Regions from separate parts of the Homo sapiens genome. Here region 2 is linked to region 1. A link is a contact called in ENCODE Hi-C or POLR2A ChIA-PET data. All regions are on one chromosome and are shown on one strand. The core of a region is the stretch at or near the end of the contact, and the rest is flanking DNA. Distances in the headings are between cores, read along the strand shown.

Evidence for each region. Hi-C counts contacts between places; a loop is a spot of excess contacts on that map. ChIA-PET counts read pairs that join two places held with the same protein, here RNA polymerase II (POLR2A). Pooled maps may share reads with other maps.
Region 2: a loop to region 1 is called in a pooled map, with 6 times the contacts of the local background. The contact joins the promoter of ZNF263 here to the promoter of HMOX2 in region 1. A Hi-C loop is called at or near these places in 4 of 50 pooled maps. POLR2A ChIA-PET finds 5 or more read pairs at or near these places in 2 of 52 experiments (CD4-positive, alpha-beta T cell and activated CD4-positive, alpha-beta T cell).

The regions. Positions count from the first base shown.
Region 1 is chr16:4,475,109-4,479,568 of GRCh38, forward strand. HMOX2 (heme oxygenase 2) reads left to right here and starts at 1,290. Exons shown (of 6, transcript NM_002134.4): 1 at 1,290-1,379. LOC124903636 (a long non-coding RNA gene) reads right to left here. Exons shown (of 3, transcript XR_007064964.1): 3 at 4,156-4,453. It also overlaps a transcript of NMRAL1 not described here. RefSeq lists an enhancer at 1,086-1,587.
Region 2 is chr16:3,280,574-3,284,982 of GRCh38, forward strand. It overlaps ZNF263 (zinc finger protein 263), which reads left to right and starts at 2,918. Exons shown (of 6, transcript NM_005741.5): 1 at 2,918-3,632. The coding sequence starts at 3,246. RefSeq lists enhancers at 1,891-2,396, 2,507-2,696, 3,407-3,910 and a silencer at 3,067-3,226.

The DNA of each region.
Region 1 (4,460 bases), core at 40-2,539:
GCCCGGCTAATTTTTGTATTTTTTAGTAGAGACGGGGTTTCACCAGGTTGACCAGGCAGGTCTCGAACTCCTGACTTAAAGTGATCCACCCACCTCAGCCTCCCAAAGTGCTGGGAGTACAGGTGGGAGCCACCGTGCCCAGCCCTAACTCACTTCTGAAGTTGCTGCTACTTGCACTGATTTCAGTTTTTTTTTGTTTTTGTTTTTTGTTTTCAAGGTGGAGTCTTGCTCTGTGGCCCAGGCTGGAGTGCAGTGGTGGTGCGATCTTGGCTCACTGCAACTTCCGCCTCTTGGGTTCAAGTGATTCTCCTGCCTCAGTTTCCTGAGTAGCTGGGATTACAGGCAGGAGCCACCATGCCCGGCTAAAATTTTTTTGTATTTTTGGTAGAGACGGGGTTTCAACATGCTGGCCAGGCTGGTCTCGAACTGCTGACCTCAAGTGATCTTCCCGCCTCAGGCTCCCAAAGTGCTGGGATTACAGACATGAGCCACCACACCCGGCCCACGATTTCAGTAATTTCTTTGTGTTCAGTAAAACTAAAAAATGACTCTGGGCTGGGTGCGGTGGCCTGTAATTGCAGTGATTTGGGAGGCCGAGGCGGGTGGATCACCTGAGCTCAGGAGTTCGAGACCAGCCTGGCCAACATGGTGAAACCCCCGTCTCTACTAAAAATACAAAAATTAGCCGGGCGTGGTGGCAGGCGCTTGTAATCCCAGCTATTCGGGAGGTTAAGGCAGGAGAATCGCTTGAACCCGGGAGAAGGGGGTTGCAGTGAGCCGAGATCACGTCATTGCACTCCAGCCTGGGCGACGAGCAAAACTCGGTCTCAAAAAAAGAAAAATCATTCTGTCATTCTGGCCGCTGTTTGAAGAATGCGAATAATGCAACAGGGAGATCAGATACAAGACTGGTAACCGAGGTGTCAGAGTTGAGACTCAGTTTCGCAGATTGCATTGGCAAGTGACCAAGTGGGTGGTGCCACGGTTGACAACCCTATTTCTTACATCACTGAGTGGATGTACAAGGATTAAACCACACTGGGGAAGAAAAGTGCTCAACCCTGAGGCACCCTCACACACCTCGGCTCTTGTGAACACTAGTGTTCCTGCCGAAGCACGCCTACTTACCCCGCTGAGCAGAGCCTGAGCCTGCAACCTCCAGAGACCTGGGGAAAGCCACATACTCCGCTTCCCGCCCCCGGCAAGGGCGTGTCAGCTACAAGGGGCGTGTCATCTCTAGGCCCCGCCCCGCGCTGCGTGCCCACGTTGCGCCGGCCTCGCGCCAGTCCGCTGGGCTGCAGGGACTGCGGCGCCTGAGGGAGTCGCTGACGGGCACGCTGACTGGAGGCTGGCGGACAGGCGACAGCGACCTGCGGCAGGTGAGCTGTCCGCGCCCTCCCGGGGCCTTCCTTCCGCCCGGCTTCTCGGACCGCGCTGCGTCCTTCGCGGGCCCTGCCTCGGTCCAGGCCTTCGGACCTGGGCTTGGCCGGGCCACAGCCCTTTGGGTCCCCTGCGCCGGTCTGAGGGGAGACCCGGCCGGGGGCGGCCGGAAGCTGGGTGAGGCCGGGCAGAAGGACGAAGAAGGGCGTGGAGGGGCTGTCAGGGGAGGGCGAAACCGCGGACGCCGCTCTCCAGAAGTCGTCTCCCCGGGGGCGCGGGGAGGCCTGAATGGCTCTCTTTGGCGTCCCCGTTGGGCCCACCCTCTCCCAGCGTCACGGCTATGCTGGGCGAGGTGACCCCCGGGGTCGTAGCTGGGGGCGTCGGCGGTGCAGACAGGGGATGCCGGCAGAGATTGGAGCCCGGCTTGGCTGTTTCCCGGGCTGTTGGCATTGACCGGGGCTCTGCCCTTCCTCTAATGCCCTTATCTCTATAGGAAGTGCCCCTTGAGTGGGTGTCGTGACTTCACGAGTGAACCCTGGTACGCCCTGGAGCAGAGTCGGACTGGGAGGGATCAAGTGTGGGGGCAGCCGGTTAGTCCGGACGCGGGTTTACCTATTACTTTCTGAGCGCAGTGCTCTGGGTGGATTAATTGCCCTGCAAAAGCTGCCGGGACCTCCTTGCAGTCTTTGCACGAGGCCTGCCTGTGTCATGCCATTTAAATCGCGTCTGGGCCGGGTCGGTGGCTCACGCCTGTAATTCCAGCACTTTGGGAGGCCAGGGCGGGCGGATTGCTTGAGGTCAGGAGTCCGAGACCAGCCTGGCCAACATAGTGAAACCCCGTCTCTACTAAAAATACAAAAATCAGCCGGGCATGGTAACGTGAGCCTGTAGCTCCAGCTACTTAGGAGGCTGAGGCAGGAGAATCGCTTGAACCCGGGAGGCAGAGGTTGCAGTGAGCCGAGATCACGCCATTGCACTCCAGCCTGGGCGACAGAGCAAGACTCCATCTAAAAAAAAAAAAAAAAAAAAAAAAAATCGCTTCTGATGAGCCGGTTGTCGTGGCCTGTGGCTGTCCATCCTTACGTACTGTGTTTTGTTGATGGCGCTACAAACCAGACAAGGTGGAGTGTGATTGAAGAAAGAAACGCTGGCCGGTGCAGTGGCTCACTCCTGTAATCCCAGCACTTTGGGAGGCCGAGGCAGGCGGATCACCTGAGGTCAGGAGTTCGAGATCAGCCTGGCCAACATGGTGAAACCCCGTCTCTACTAAAAATACAAAAAAGTTAAACGGGCGGGGTGGCGCGTGTCTGTAATCCCAGCTACTGGGGAGTTTGAGGTTGGAGGATCACTTGAGCCCACGAAGTGGAGATTGCAGTGAGCTGAGATCGCATCACTGCACTCCAGCCTGGGTGACAGAGTGAGACCCTGTCTCAAAAAAGAAAAAAATAAATTATCACAAGACAAAATTTGTGCTTATCAGGAGTTCACAGTTAAGACATATATAAGCTTACTTGGTGAAATTAGAAAAAGTTATCAGATAAAACATTCAGGTTTAAACACTGGTGAGGGTGTGGGAATTTGTGGAGCCTTGGAAACACACTCATTGAATGACCTCATCTACCTGGGGATGTGAAGAGGGAAATCCTGTGATTCCTCCATTGTCTGACTTGATTTCCTTTTTTCCTTGGCTGTGGCAACATGTTGAAGTGCTGTGAGTCACCAAAAGGGGGAACGTGAGCAACTCTAGAAATGCCAGTGCCAGTGAGTTACAGACAATAAAGCATTGACCGCCTTTAGCTCACCCCTCATCAAGTCTGTTGAAAACTTGTAAAATTGGACAGCTAGAGCTACCTTGATTTTTTGGTTTCCTTTTAACAGCTGACTCTCTTCACAGGACAGTTGGGCTCTACATCAGGATTGCACCCAAAACTGGAATATCACTCCTCCAGGAGGAAGATATATTTGAAAATTAGAATTGTGGGCCCGGTGCAGTGGCTCATGCTTGTGATCCCAGCACTTTGGGAGGCCGAGATGGGCGGATCACCTGAGGTCGGGAGATAGAGACCAGCCTGACCAACATGGAAAAACCCCATCTCTACTAAGAAAAAAATAATAATAATACAAAAATTAGCTGGGCATGGTGGTGTGTGCCTGTAATCCGAGCTACTTGGGAGGCCGAGGCAGGAGAATCACTTGAACCTGGGAGGCAGAGGTTGCGATGAGCCAAGATTGTGCCACTGCATTCCAGCCTGGGCAACAGGAGCAAAACTGCATCTCAAAAAAAAAAAAAAGAAAGAAAGAAAATTAGAATTGTGTATTTCACTGTAAAATTTGAAATTCAGCTTTAACTCCTTGGAAAGGAAAGAGATGAAAAACTTGACCTAGACTGGGTGCGGTGGCTCACGCCTGTAATCCCAGCACTTTGGGAGACCAAGGCGGGTGGATCACCTGAGGTCAGGAGTTCGAGACCAGCCTGGCTAACATTGTGAAACCCCGTCTCTACTAAAAATACAAAAATTAGCCTTGCAAAAAGTAGCCTGTAATCCCAGCTACTCGGGAGGCTGAGCAAGGAGAATTGCTTGAACCTGGGAGGCAGAGGTTTCAGTGAGCCAAGATCATGCCATTGCACTCCAGCCTGGGCGACAAGAGCAAAACTTCATCTCAAAGAAAAAAAAATTCTATCAGAGTGAACAATAAGTAGGATGCTAGCACATACCTGTAATCTCAGCTACTTGGGAGGCTGAGGCAGGAAGTTAATACTTGATGAGCCTAAGTTTTTGGTGTCTTTGGATGCTGCTTGTCGATCTAAGGGGTTTCCAAACGCTTCTTTTTTGGTAAAATTGGGATTATGACTAGGAATCTGTTTTTTGGAGTTTCCCAGGTGATCCTTGTTTGGGGTCCTTGTCTAAGGCACAGGCTGGAAAGAGGAGGGAGTGGACTGGCAGGGAAGATAGAGCAGTAAGCGAATAGAATACCTGGGGAAAGGGACGCCAGAAGAGTGATTGTTGTCTGGTGAACTGTGCTGTCAGTGTGTATGTCAGAAGCCAACAAAGTGGATATTCTCTTCACTCAGCTTAGGG
Region 2 (4,409 bases), core at 1,668-4,167, 1.2 Mb before region 1:
TGGCAAAACTCTGTCTCTACTAAAAATACAAAAATTAGCCGGGTGTGGTGCGTGGTGCCTATAATCCCAGCTACTCGGGAGGCTGAGGCATGAGAATCGCTTGAACCTGGGAGGCGGAGGTTGCAGTGAGCTGAGATCCCACCACTGCACTCCAGCCGGGGCGATAGAGCGAGACTCCATCTCGAAAAAACAACAAAAAACCCCTACAAATCTGCTGGCCTGTTAACACCACTCCTAGTCTAATACCAGCTAGTCTGTTTTCCACATACTGGCAGATCACAAAGAATTGGAGGAGGACTACTACCACCACTGATTTTGAATAACCCTGAAAGTTCATCTTTTTTTAAAAAATTAAATTATTATTGCTATTTTTTGAGATGCAGTCTTGCTGTCGCCCAGGCTGGAGTGCAGTGGCACAATCTCAGTTCACTGCAACCTCTGCCTCCCAGGTTCAAGTGATTCTCCTGCCTTAGCCTCCCCAGTAGCTGGAAATACGGGCGTGCGCCACCATGCCCGGCTAATTTTTTTGTATTTTTAGTAGAGACGAGGTTTCACCGTGTTAACCAGGAGATGATCTCGATCTCCTGACCTCGTGATCCGCCTATCTTGGCTTCCCAAAGTGCTGGGATTACAGGCGTGAGCCAGCGCACCTAGCCTAAATTCATCTACTTTTAAGTACCTATAAATAGCATAAAATCAAAAGGACCTTAGATAGAAAATGATTAATCCCTCATTCTCCCTATCTCAAGGTATGTGTAGTTCTGCAAACATTCCCATGCCACAGATTCTGCAATAATAATCTGAGTGGCTTTTCTTTTTTGAGATAAGGCACACATTCAGGAACTTGCTGTGCATGCGTAACAGCTACTATTTATCGGATTCATACTATGTGCCAGGTACTGTTCTAAGCATCCTGTGTAGCTCCGCTCATTTCATCCTAACCCAGTGATATGAGGTGAGGTGCGTATAGTAGTCCCTCAAAACAAATGAGGAAACTGAAGTTTGGGGTTTAGTGAGATTACATAAGTTGCCTGAGATTACATAGTAAATGTCAGAGAAAAGTGGTTTTGAGGCTAGAGTCTTCTGCAATTGGTTATGAGTCTAGAATCTATGTCTCTTGAAATAGGAATGTCCAATGATCGTGCCATTGCACTTCAGCCTGGGCGACAGAGCAAGACCCTATCTCAAAAACAAAAGAACAGGAATGCCTAAAACCACCAGAATGGTCCTAGGGAGCAAACAAGGCTTTCCAAACTGGACCTTGAGTGCTATGGGGTCGCTGGCTCTGCATCTGCCACGACAGCCTGTGGATCTGTCATCTTCCCTGGAATAAAATTTTTAAAAAAGGCCAGGCGTGGTGGCTCACGCCTGTAATCCCAGCACAGTGGGAGGCTAAGGCGGGCAGATCACTCGAGGTGAGGAATTTGAGACCAGCCTGGCCAACATGGTGAAACCCCGTCTCTACTAAAAATACAAAAATTAGCCGGGCGTGGTGGTGGGCGCTTGTAATCCCGGCTACTCAGGAGGCTGAGGCAGGAGAATCGCTTGAACCCGGGAGGGGGAGGTTTCAGTGAGCCGAGACTGCGCCATTGCACTCCAGCCTGGGCAACAAGAGCGAAACTCCGTCTCGGAAAAAAAAAAAAAAGAAAAAAACTAAAATATCAGTACTCTTTTCACTTAGTCATCACAAACCCCTTTAATCCCATATTACCCTCTACTATCATGGTAGCCTCACCTTTGACGACAGACTAGCTGTGTGACCCAAGTAAATGACTTCAGTGCCACCACCTGTAGGAAGGGGCTGCTAATAGCATCTGCTTCATACTAACGTGTTTTCAGGATCGATCTGCATATAAACGCTCAATACACGGTAACTGATTGTCACATTCTATCCCAGGACGCTTCCATTTGCGGATCTCATGGCCCGGAGGACCTGGGCCGCCTCACAACTGGGCAGCCCCGCTCACCGACACAAAGCCCACAACCGCGCCCAATAGGGAATCGGCCCTGCGGCCCTCCTGCCACTCGCCCCCAACTATCACAGTCCACGGCGGAGCTGGAGGCAGATCCCGCCCTTGCAGGGCTGGGTAAGAGACTGAAACTTGGAGAATGAACTGCAGGCGCTGCACATCTCGGGCAGATTTAAAATTCGGTCTAAAATCGGAAGCAGGTGCCGCGAACCCAGACCCGAGCGCTCCTCTGGGACGTCCAGCCGCAGAAGCGAGCCCAAAGCCCAGCAGGGTTCTCCGCGGGACTCGGGGTTTCAGAACCGCCGGGCTCTTGGGCGCTCGCCCAGGGCGCACGCGCAGTCGCGAGGCCGCGCCGCGGACTGCATCTCCCAGCAGGCCCCGCGCAGCAGGCCACGCGGCGCCACTGACTGGGCGGGCGGCTAGCTCCCTGGCCTCCCCGACATGCCGAGGAGCCCCTGGCTTCCGGAGCCGACGAGGCCGCAGGGGCCAATGGGACCATCTTCAGCCAGCCCAGAGTAGCCGAAGCGGGTGGGGCCTGGCTTGGGAAAGGATTCATCCGGGGAAGCTGATTAACAATTCAGATTTCCGGGTCTCACCCCGACACTGACGCACTGGAGAGCGCGTGGCCCTGGGATCTGCGTTTTCCCAAGCGCTCCGGAGTAATTCTAACCCAGGTTGCCCGCCAGTCACAACGACCTCAGGCTTGTTTTCTTCGCTTGGATCCAGCTGCCCTGCCCCCAGTCACTCCCAGAATTTCAGGGCGCGCCCCGTGGCCCCGCCTCTCGTCTCCAATTGGTCCCTCGCTCATCCAGTCCCCGTAGGCCAATCTTCCCTTCTCATTGGTAGGCGGTGAGTGTGTGGAGAAACCTGACCTAATGGGCGCTGGAGTTCGCAAAACGTGACCCGGAAATTGGTCACGAGCAGGCGCCGTGGGCTTGTGGACGCCTAACTTGCGCGCTGAGATTTCCGGCGTGGGAGCAGAGGTCTGAGTCTTGCGTGGGTCCTCTATATAGGGTGAGAAGCGTGGCGCTCGGTTCCTGCCTCGGGGAAGTCCTGGCGCAGATGGGCCACGGGGCCGGCGTGGCGGCGCCTGGGACCGACTGAGGCCTAGGCGCCGGAGCCGGCCGCGCCTGGGCTGGAGCGGGGCTCCTCGGCCTGGACTGGGAGCCCCCGGCCCCGGGCTCCTGCTGGCGCCGTCCAACCTTACATGGGTTCAGGGCGCCTTCGTAGGCGGGCACGGCTGGTTTCGGGCTAAGGCGCTCTGGAGACCTGACGATGGCGTCGGGCCCGGGCTCCCAGGAACGGGAAGGGCTCCTGATAGTGAAGCTGGAGGAGGACTGCGCCTGGAGCCAGGAGCTGCCCCCACCTGACCCAGGACCGAGCCCCGAGGCCTCCCACTTGCGCTTCAGACGGTTCCGCTTCCAAGAGGCAGCTGGTCCCCGGGAAGCCCTCAGCCGGCTCCAAGAGCTTTGCCATGGGTGGCTTCGGCCTGAGATGCGCACGAAGGAGCAGATCTTGGAGCTGCTGGTGTTAGAGCAGTTCCTGACCATCCTGCCCCAGGAGATCCAGAGCAGGGTGCAGGAGCTGCATCCGGAGAGCGGCGAAGAAGCGGTGACCCTTGTGGAGGATATGCAGAGAGAGCTTGGGAGACTGAGACAACAGGTGAGAGAGAGAGAGAGCTGTTTTATCTGTGGTTTGTTTAGCCCTGAGCACTGGGACATTGCGCCCCCGGTCGAATTCAAGTAAATTGCCCTGAGTAGACCTTACGTGGGGAAGAGGACTTGTGATTTAACCTGGAACACTCATCCTCCAGATTTTCCCCCAAATGAACGAAAGCAGTGAAGAGTGCCCTGTTTCCACGCGGAGGCGGTGTCCCTGCAACAGTTAGTGTTAGCCATGGAGTTAGATCGCCAGCGTTCAAATCCTCAATCTGCTAGTACTAGCTTTGTTACTTTGGCAAGTTACTTGATCTCTTTCGGCCTGTTTTCCTATTCGTAAAATGAGGATATTAACATACTTTCTAGGGCTTAGAGGGAGAGCAGCATGTAAAGTTGTGAACACTACTAGCTTATGAGTGCTTAGTACTTGTTACCTGTTGTTATGTTAGGGTCCACGGTCTGGTCTTCTCTGCAAAGCTGGGCCTCCGTTAATTGTGAACTTTGAAAGATAATTTGGCACCGAGGCCCTGAGGTCATTGGTCCCCAGGGCTACCCCAATTTAGCCTATCCTATAGTGAGGAATAGAAGCACCTAGAAAAGGTGGGGAGAGCAAAAGGGAGTGAGGTGTATCTTAAGAGCTGTGTGGGGAAGGTGTGCTCTGGGAGTGGGCCCTTTCCCTAACCCCTCCCCCTGCACATGGGATCAAAAAAGCCTTTAGTGTAAACCATTTTTCTGTTACCTGGGCCCAAAGGGATCGCCTGAGGTTCTCTGTTGAAGGTTT